Linked DNA regions of Homo sapiens: regions 1, 3 and 4 are each linked to region 2. Evidence: read pairs that join two places in POLR2A ChIA-PET (ENCODE). Cell type or tissue: CD4-positive, alpha-beta T cell. All regions are shown on one strand.

The links. ChIA-PET counts read pairs that join two places held together with the same protein. Peaks named below come from ENCODE experiments on the same cell type or tissue, not always from the same donor. Only the 100,000 strongest peaks of a DNase experiment are listed, where the experiment ranks them.
Region 1: POLR2A ChIA-PET joins it to region 2 with 10 read pairs; 7 of 35 experiments call an interaction of 5 or more read pairs at or near these places.
Region 3: POLR2A ChIA-PET joins it to region 2 with 10 read pairs; 9 of 35 experiments call an interaction of 5 or more read pairs at or near these places.
Region 4: POLR2A ChIA-PET joins it to region 2 with 15 read pairs; 11 of 35 experiments call an interaction of 5 or more read pairs at or near these places.

Annotation. Positions count from the first base shown.
Region 1 is chr1:101,110,835-101,113,334 of GRCh38, reverse strand. No RefSeq gene overlaps it. Among named protein-coding and RNA genes, the nearest start is that of DPH5-DT, 86 kb to the right of the region's middle. In CD4-positive, alpha-beta T cell, no CTCF peak of the experiment used is centred here; DNase peaks (open chromatin) are centred at 734 and 1,114; H3K27ac peaks cover 2,144 bases.
Region 2 is chr1:100,926,591-100,929,090 of GRCh38, reverse strand. All of the region lies in intron 8 of SLC30A7 (solute carrier family 30 member 7), which reads right to left. Among named protein-coding and RNA genes, the nearest start is that of SLC30A7, 32 kb to the right of the region's middle. In CD4-positive, alpha-beta T cell, no CTCF peak of the experiment used is centred here; DNase peaks (open chromatin) are centred at 750 and 1,560; H3K4me3 peaks cover 1,300 bases; H3K27ac peaks cover 2,500 bases.
Region 3 is chr1:101,308,332-101,310,831 of GRCh38, reverse strand. It overlaps LOC102723784 (a long non-coding RNA gene), which reads left to right and starts at 1,677. Exons shown (of 6, transcript XR_947643.3): 1 at 1,677-1,783; 2 at 2,459-2,500. RefSeq lists a silencer at 1,245-1,539. In CD4-positive, alpha-beta T cell, a CTCF peak has its summit at 1,424 (motif pointing left); DNase peaks (open chromatin) are centred at 121 and 1,261; H3K4me3 peaks cover 2,035 bases; H3K27ac peaks cover 2,500 bases.
Region 4 is chr1:101,287,366-101,289,865 of GRCh38, reverse strand. No RefSeq gene overlaps it. Among named protein-coding and RNA genes, the nearest start is that of LINC01307, 35 kb to the left of the region's middle. In CD4-positive, alpha-beta T cell, CTCF peaks have their summits at 1,031 and 1,231 (motif pointing right); a DNase peak (open chromatin) is centred at 1,255.

The DNA.
Region 1 (2,500 bases), 180 kb before region 2:
GTGTGGTGTTATTTCTGAGGCCTCTGTTCTGTTCCATTGGTCTATAGCTCTGCTTTGGTACCAGTACCATGCTGTTTTGGTTACTCTAGCCTTTTAGTATAGTTTGAAGTCAGGTAGCATGAAGCCTCCAGCTTTGTTCTTTTTGCTTAGGATTGTCTTGGCAATGTGAGCTCTTTTTTGGTTCCATATGAACTTTAAAGTAGTTTTTTTCCAATTCTGTGAAGAAAGTCATTGGTAAATACATATATGTATGAATATATGATATACATATATGTAAATACAAATATATAAATGTATGTGTGTATACATATGGGAAGAAGGAAAGACAGCTAATTTGTTACTGGATAGTTCACTGTACTCTTTGTATTGTTACAACAGACATTCATTACTTTTGTGTTTTTAAGTTCATTTTAGCATTTAAAAAAAAAAGCTGTGGAAGAAAATAAGTGAGAGAGGAAAGAAAAGGTCCAAAGACATTCAGCACAAATCTAAGAGTTAGAGTGGAAAAGAGGACTGAAAGATATTTGCGAGTTAACAACAGTAAAGAGAAGAGTGCATAGATAGTTGGTGTTGAAGACTTTAAAAAAGACTGATAAAATGATTACCTGAAAGTGGCCAATGAGGTTGGGAGATGGGCAAGCTTTGATTAAGCAGTTTGTTGAGAGCAGGGCCAGATTGCATTTGCTGAAGCATGAAATTAAAATGAGGCCACAGAAGCAGCAGTGCAGTTAGTTACCAAGGAAAGAGTTTGAGGCAAAGGGAAACAGAGCACACTTGTAATCTAAGTCTGGAGAGCTAGTGTTCTGATAAAGATTAAAAATGCAGAAGGAAAAGGGTGTAACTGTGCTGCTTCATCAGATATATTTAAATTTATTTTAAAAAGGAATCAATACTGTATGCACATTTATATTTGATTTCAAAAACAAATGTGCTTTTGCCAACAGTTACATTTGATTACAAAGAATTACATTTGGGGGCTCTTACAACTAATTTTTAATTCCCAACTTTGCCATTTTCAGACAAAAACAGGAACCGGAAAGAAGTGGCTGGGCAGGCTGTCTGTGGTGTGACGCACGCTGCTGGCCCAGACAGCTGTAGTAGATGTTGTCTTGGTTCTCATGAAATGCAGTCTTCTAACGTTGGATCAAACACCCTTGATTGTTCAAAGTGACCGAAAGTGTTAGAATAAACCACAACAACTAAATCCGTTGGCAGTAGTGTAACTCCACCCAAAGGTGGGTTCTAACATACTACAAGTGAACACTATAGTTACATGTATTGTACACCTCTTTGGTACAGAAGTTAGACTATTTTTATGCAAGTTGTTTGCACACACACACACAAGAGAAAAATGTGTCATTTTAACATATATCTGATTATGCATTTAGGGATAATGCAAGACAATGTTTAGTTGTTAAACAGTTTCCTTCCTCATTATCCATCAGAAACATATCAACAGTGGCATGTGGTTAGAAAATGTTTGTTAACATTAAATTGTGATTGTTAACATTAGCCTAAAAAGGGCAAAACTATGGGATATCCTTCCTAGGAGAGATGGCAGAGCAGGAAGGCAGAAAATACATTGTAAACCTGCACGTGACTTTAGATTATCTGTGAAACTACATTTAGATTATTTGTCATTATACATAATGCTAGCAGAAGGCTGACTATATTTAACACAAAGTTACCCTATCAAAATACCTTCCCAAAATAGATCAACCTTACTTTGCCATGTTGAATTACAAGACTATAGAAATTACAAGCTGTTGCCATAGCCCTTTTGGTATTCATGGAACTATAAGAAAATGTATCCCCAAAATAAACTGTCTAAATTTCATAATGGGCATCTTCTATGGTAGTCTTACCTTTGGTTGGAGTTTAGAGTATGTAACAGTATAAAGAAATAAGGTTGGAAAAGATAGGATAGGGCGGGTTACGGAGAGCCTCGGATGAAGTATTTAATATTCTTGGTTTGTCAGGCACTCGGTGTTACCTTTATGACTGCATTTCCCTTTGCTTTGTTACTATTGGGCCAGTGTTCAATTGACATATTTATTTTATTATCCTGTAATTATCACTCATGGAACTATCTTTCCTTCCCAGATTATAAGCAATTGGAAGAGCAGGGGAAACTTCTTTATTCTGAAATATTTTATTCTAGAGCCTAGCATAGTGATTGGTGATCAGAAAGAGCTCAATAAAGGCCAAAAGAAATAAATGAAAGGAAGAAGGCATGCATGTGTGGACTCATGTGGTATGTGTATACTAGGCTATGAAAAGCGGCATTAAAACAAAGAGATGTTTTCAGATAAAATTGTCAGGGTGGTACTCTGGACTCTCTCCCGTGACTCTTTTATTTCTCTCGTGAAATTAGGCTGATATTTATCATGGCACTGCCTTATACATCTCTCCCTACCTTTAGGCCTGACCCCTCAAAGCAGTGTGGGACATAAGAACCAACACTGAAGCATAGTCTGGGGGGTCAAAGGCTGGCTCAGAA
Region 2 (2,500 bases):
CTATATATAGTTTCTCCCTCATACATGTAAAGATAAATGCGTAGTTTAGACACAGACCTTTTACAAGAATTTTTCTTATGTGTTGCTCTGTACCTTGTTGTCATTTATTACCATTGAATCTAAGCCTTTGCTGACAACTTAGTCATCCAAAACTTAATATTGACTTAAAATAATGACTATACTATTACCTTTCATCTGAAACCTGTGAATGCTCTCTGATGCTGACCAAGCTTAATAATCTACATATAGTAGAAGTTCAATAATTTTTTTAAAAATGTGCCTAAAAATGATTGTAAAGAAATACTGCTAACAGTGGTTATGTGACCTCTGCGTGTTGTGATCCTAGTTTTTCTTTACTTCATATGCTTTCCACTATTTTCAAAATTTTCTACCATGATCATATTTTATAATCAGAAAACTATTAAAAATTTTCTTACAAAGAATATGTCATATGCATAATACAAACAAAAATATTATGAAAAATAAAATAAAATAATCTCAGAATAAAAGAAAAAATCCAAAAGAAAACCCACAAAAATATTAACATGGGTCTCTTATGGTAATTTTTCCTTATCTTTTTCTATATTTTACCAAGTTTCTTTGTCAACATAATTATTCCCATAATTAAAAAAACTACTTTTAAATATGCAATTTCATTAAATCCTCAGCCTCTTCTCTAAATAGCCACATAGCATGTTCATGCTCTACCTGAAAACTGACCAATGGAGGGCACTGTCTTCCCTAGAGCACTATTAAGAAGCGCCGTTTTCTCTCCTACACTCCAGTACTGTTGGGGCTTGTGGTGAGGCAGATGTCCTTCTTGCTTGTCACTACCACTATTTATCACAGTTCCTACTACTTCTTCCCTACAGCACAGTTTCCTTAAGGCCCGTGCCATTAGATCATTACACCCTCTACCCATCTTGATTACCAGGGTTACAATTCCTGATTGCCCCCCTTCAGTCACTGAAAAATTTGGTAATGGGCTTATTATCTTTCCACCTCTACTCTTTTCATTATTCTTGATTTAAATTATCCATGTGGGCAATCCACCCATCATCAGGTCTCTATATGCTAAGCTTATCTTCTGCCCCTATAATCACACCTTAAGCCTTAAGATCTCAATTCCAAGCATCTCATAATCTGAACAACCCTTTCTATTTCTGGATCAATTCCCCTAATACCTCCATTCTTAATACTTCTTCCCAAACAGGGAAGATAGGCTCAGTGGATTAGATTGACCCTATCTTAGGCCACTAAGTGGATTAGACCACTGAACCTAACACTTTTTTTTAAAGCATGCATCAATTACCTTTATATCTTAATTTCTCACCACTCTAATCCCTGCCTTGCCCCTTTCTCACTGTCAGTACTCACCTGACAAAACCCCAAACCTGTTAAATCTAACTCTCTGTCTATTCCATACCTCTTACCAAGTAGCTGAACAAGACTGAAGAAAAACACAACTATTCTGGTTGTTTGCACTTTAAATTCATGACCACAAACCTCAAAGTGGGCCCTCTGTGCTGCCAGGCAATCACACTGCTCCCCTTTACAGCAAAAGGCTTTGAAAAGGAGTTGACTTAGTTGCTATCTCCATTTCCTCCCCTCCCATTCTCTCTCGAAGCTACTCTGTCTGATCAGGCTTTCATTCTCATCACTCTTCTTAGTCCCAGCAGCATTTAGCAGAGTTGATTAGTCCTTCCTGTTTAACAGGTTTCTTTACAAGGCTTCTAAAACAACATATGGTTGTATCTTTCTTCCCACCTCGCTGGTCATTCCACTTTACTCTTCTTGGTTGCACCTGCCTCCTGACCAACCCCAGGGCTCAGTTCTCAGGCCTCCCCTCCTCTATCAATACTCGGTCTCAGAATAAACTGTCTATTAAATATGGCTTTAAACAACATATATAATCTGATGACACCCAAATTTCTATCTTCCACCCCAACCTGCTCCCTGAACTCTAGAGATGCAGATATATAAACATGTATCTACCACTCTCTGCCCTGCTCATTGCGCTCCAGTTACACTGCCCTTCTTGTCATCCTTGTATCTGGCATGCTCCTGCCTCAGTGTGTTTATACTTGAAGTTCCCTCACCAGGGATATTCTTCCTCTGAACAGTCCCATATTCCTCTCCTCCACCATTTAGTCTCTGCTCCAATATTACCCTATGCAGAAGACTTTCCAAGCCCTTCTAAAATAGCATCTTAGCCTACTCTATGGCATTTGTCACCAACTGACAGTCCATTATCTATTTGCATGTTCGTTTGCTTTATTGACTGTCTCCCTATTAAAATGTAAGCTCCATGAGGGTAGGCTATTTGCCTGGCACAGAGTGGGTACTAAAACATTTGTTGAATTTTAAGATACATGAAACTTTTCTGTTACCTTCAAAGGGTGGGCTTATGAGAACCTTTTAATAGGTAAGTTATACATTTCAGTAATGTTTAAAATTTTCACAATAAGAATGTTAATATAGTTTAGATATGTGTGCCTGC
Region 3 (2,500 bases), 380 kb before region 2:
TTATTCTAAAGTCAAGATAACAACTCTGCAGTTACAAACCATCATTTAAATGTGTATACACTACACACTGGAGACAACCTGGCCCTGAGGAGCAAAACATCATGTGTGTTCATTGCCTTGAATCTGTCACCACAAAACCAAAACCCGTGCTCTCAACGATTTCACTCTTCCTTTTCCTGTCTCTCCTGCACAGTGAAGCCTTTTCCATTTGAATTTCTTGTTTAGAATAAATATATGAGCATCCCAGTGTAAACTGAGAACAGATGTCCCTTGTATATTCTTAAAATTATAAAACATGTCTCTCCTACACCTATAGGCATTTGTTTCCTAGTACAGATCTCCACACAATCCCCTTCCCTGCCCCCCTCCCCTGAGAGAAGGAAATGCTCTGGTCATTTAAAAATGAATGAAGCCTTATTATTTTGAACTACATTTTTTGGAAGATGCAATTTTCTGTTGGGATGAAATCTGCAGAACACGACTGCAGAAAGGTTTCTAGACTGCTCAATAGCACATACACACAGTATAATAAGGCACCTGGTATGCTGATTCTTTTCAGGAGTTAAATATTTCTCTTTCCCTGTAGCTCAAACAAATGCAAAAATCCCCCAAATCGTCCTGTGCCCACTACCCCCAAAACCAGACTTCCTGATGGGGGTGTGACTTGGTGTCAAGATGAATATGCAGTGCTAGAGAGAGAGAAGAGGACCAGTGGGGAGGTTTTGTTTTTCTTACCCCCATTCCCCGCCCCAGTATTCAAGGCTGTACTAAGTTCTGGCCCTCACGGCCTCTTTCGTGCAAAACCCCGCTGTGCAGGGACTGGGGCCGTGAACAGCTCCACAATGAGGGACTCCAGGGAAGCTGGAGGAGAAACGGGGGACACAAGTGCAACACAAGAGATCAAAAGGTGGTCGCCGGCTAAAGGTGACGGGTCCGAATGAGGAAGTGGGTAGGGGGCCTTCCCTGCCCACACGTGGCCGTGACCTCCGCAGAGGGCTGCAGGAAGGAGCTCAATGCGGAACCGCGAAGGCTGCTGCAGCCCTCAGATCTAACGCCTTTGACGCGTTGGAGCTTGTCAGCGATAAAACCTGACGTGTGAAAAAAGAACAAAGGGAAGTCGGAAGGCTAGTGTATATCAAAGGAAAGGGGCTCCACGAAATGCTACAAAGAAATACTTCAGCCCAAAATGTTTTCGCAATTTGAGACGCTGATGCAGCCGCCGCTGCTCCACCTGCAACTCTGAGCGTTGCCTTCTCTTTAACTGCCACTTTGATACCGCAGCCTTTTGAAGTCCTTTTTCCTACATGTATTTGTAATTTATTTCTGCAACAGCTAGAACTTACTGTGGCTGCTGTTTACCCTCTAGTTGGGCTCTACTGCGAGGCAAGGCAAAAGTCAGGTCCGTCGGCGCCCTCTCCTGGTAAAGCTGCGAAGCTGCAGCAAACAGAGCTAAATTGGTATTTTCCCGTTTGCTGCGGCAAATTTTTATTAAAGTGTACCCTATATTTATGATTATTAAACTTTAGTGTTCGCCAGAATCGCCTGCAGGCCTCCTTAAAACAAGATGTCTAAGTCCCCACCCCCACCTCCCCCCCCCCCCCGGATTTCTGATTCACTAGGTCTGGAGTGGAGCACAATACATTTGCATTTCTAGCAAGTTCCCAGGTGATGCTGGTAGAGCACACGCCCAGAACCACCGCCAGGTACACAAGTCACTGGACAAGGTGGGAAGGCATCTTACTCAATCAATGGACCTTATTCTAAAGCGGGAAGGGCACTGAGAGTAAGTAAACTGAAAAAGGTTGCTACTTGCCAGAGTCGTAAGGGATGAAATATGTTTTCTCAGTCGCTGCTCAGGGGTTTGTGGCTGAGGCCCCAAAAACAAAAGACAGACTAAAAAGAGAAAAGCATATGAATTCATTTAAGTTAAAATTTAGGCCAGGCGCAGTAGCTGACACCTATAATCCCAGCACTTTGAGAGGCCAAGGTGGGAGGGTCGCTTGAGCCCAGGAGTTCAAGACCAACTTGGGCATCACAGGGAGACTCCACCTCTACAAAAAATAAAATATAGCCAGCCCTGGTGGTGCGTGCCTGTGGTCCAAGCTATATGCGAGGCTGAGGCAGGAGGATGGTTTGAGCCCAGGAGTCGGGAGGTCAAGGCTGCAGTGAACTGTGTTTGTGCCACTGCACTCCAAGCCTGGGTGGCAGAGCAAGACCTGTCTCCAAACAAATTTTTTAAAAAAGTTTTACCTGACATAGGAGCCTTTGGCAATGTCCCAGAGGAACAGGGAAACCTGTGTGTTTTCATTCTTAGGTTTGATGAAGAGAGTACAGTGCTGTGAAAGTATGATTGGACAAGGGGCTGTGATCTAATGGCAATAAGCCGGAGGGAACTTAGCAAGGCTTGTTTGTTCAGATTCTTCACGGCATTTCTGTGTCTTCTGCTCCTTTCCTCGAGGTATAGGGAGGGTATCTCTCAAATGAGGAGTCTACGACCTGC
Region 4 (2,500 bases), 360 kb before region 2:
GGATCTCTTGAGCCCAGGAGGTCAAGGCTGCAGTGAGCTATGATCACACCACTGCACTACAGCCTGGGTGACAAAGTGAGACCCTGTCTCTAAAAACATTTAAAAGAGTAAAAGTAAAAAAGGGTCAATGCCCTTACAAAAGAGATTTCTAGAGCATCTAGTCAAATTTTATATATCTATGTCTGAGCATACTGAAGAATAAGTGAAATGTTATATGAAACTGCAATATATAAATAGATAAAAAGAAGCATTATAGAACTGTGTATGATGTTATTATTTGTGTTAATAAAAGAAAGAGGTGGGGCAATATGGGGGAATATCTCCAAAAATATAGATAATAGATTGTGACATTGGTTTACTCTAATGTGGGGCAGATTAGTGAGGAGACTTTTTGCTATGTGCTCTTTTCTACCTCTTGAATTTTGAATCACTTACATGGATTACCTATTCAAAAATAAAATTTTTTGAATTAACTTTTTATAGTGGGGCCTGTTCTGGTTAAAACAGTCTGGACCTTCCTTTTCAACCTCTTCCCCTCATCCCAAGCCCTCACACCCAGACAAAGATCCATGAAGATTTCTAAACCCATGATGTTCCTCAGACGACGCCTCCCCCACATGGGGTTTGGTGGAGAACTGCTAAACCATTTCACTCCCACATTTTTGTTTTCTTATTTTTTGTAATGACAGGTCTCACTATGTTGCCAAGCCTGGTCTCGAACTCCTGGCCTCAAGCAATCCTCCCTCCTTGGCCTCCCAAAGTGCTGGGATTATAGGGGTAAGCCACCACATCTGGTCCAACCGCACATTTTTGAGCAGCCAGAACTGATAGAGAGAGAGACCCAGTGACTTGTTCAAAGTCACACAGCTAACATATACATCAAAATCTGATTATTTCTCCAGTGTTTTTTTTTCTTTGCCCCCTCAAACATTTAATCCTTTCAACACAGCCTCTCAGATACTTGATGAACTTCTATACCTATGCCAAAGAGATAGCATTAGTACAAACACAACAACAGCGGCAGAAAAAAATGTACGGACCAGACACCAACTAAGTAAACACAAGCCGCCCAGTCACAACATTAATTATACAACAGCAACAGTCCTCACCACTTGTGAGCTGTTTACCACTGCAGTATAAAAAGGTTTATGTAGCTTATCTGAGTGTTTTGTGGCATGCGTCACAAGACAAACATTTGGAAGATGAAAGCTCCATACACAGATTTCTTTGGTGCTGGCACAGCCCTAATGACCACTAGGTGGCAGTAATGTCCTAACAACAATACTGCTGCTGACCTAGAACCCTTAGAAAGTGTAACAATGAATTAATATCACACAACTGACTACACATCTGAATACACAGCCTTAGTACAAAGCTCCAAATAATTCATTCGTTTGATAAGTTGTGCTACCATTGTAACAGCTAAGAATGTTTTAGTTTATGTCACAAGTAGGCTCAAATCAACAGCCTTTGGGCAGAATCTGGTCAGCAATGTGTTTGTCTAGGGTAGTATTTGGTTTTGTTGTTTTGTTTTAATCTGTAATGCTTTTTGGCAAGCCCTCTCTAATTTGCCAGAACTCCCATCATTCTTCAATATCTTATTCCATGCCCCACACATGTGTATGGCCCTGGAAGGCATTTGAGATTGGGATCCCTGCTAGAATATCTTTGTCTGAAATACACAGTGACTGTGCATTGCAGTCTAGCTGGTCTGGTCAACTCTCTTGGGCTTTTCCACCTCCATTTATTTATTTATTTATTTTGGAGACAGAGTCTCACTCTGTCACCCAGGCTGGAGTGCAGTGGCATGATCTCGGCTCACTGCAACCTCTGCCCCCAGGTTTCTAGAGATTCTCCTCCCTCAGCCTCCTGTGTAGCTGCGACTACAGGTGCATGTGCATGCTTTTTTTTTTTTTTTTCAGATGGAATCTCCTGTCCCCCAGGCTGGAGAGCAGTAGCGCAACCTCGGCTCACTGCAACCTTCGCCTCCTGGGTTCAAGCAATTCTCCTGCCTCAGCCTCCTGAGTAGCTGGGATTATAGGAGCCCGCCACCACCCCCAGCTAATTTTTGTACTTTTAGTAGAGACAGGGTTTCGCCATCTTGGCCAGGCTGGTCTCAAACTCCTGACCTCAGATCATCCACCTACCTCGGCCTCCCAAAGTGCTGGGATTACAGGCATGAGCCACCATGCTCGGCCCTCCATTTATTTTTCCCTAAGTCATTTTGGAACTGTCCTCACAGAGTCGACAAGAATTGCATGCTGGGTTCTGAACAGAAATATAGATGTAATGAAATATTAATCAAGCTGTAATTTGATCCACTTTCTTGTTGCTGAAAATAACGTAGCACTAGATATTGATCATTGGCATCCCCATCGTTCCTATAGATAGGATTTCTTTTTTTATTATTATTATTAATTTATTAATTTATTTTTTTGAGACAGGGTCTTACTCTGTCACCCAGGCTGGAATGCAGTGACACAATCGCAGCTTGCTGCAG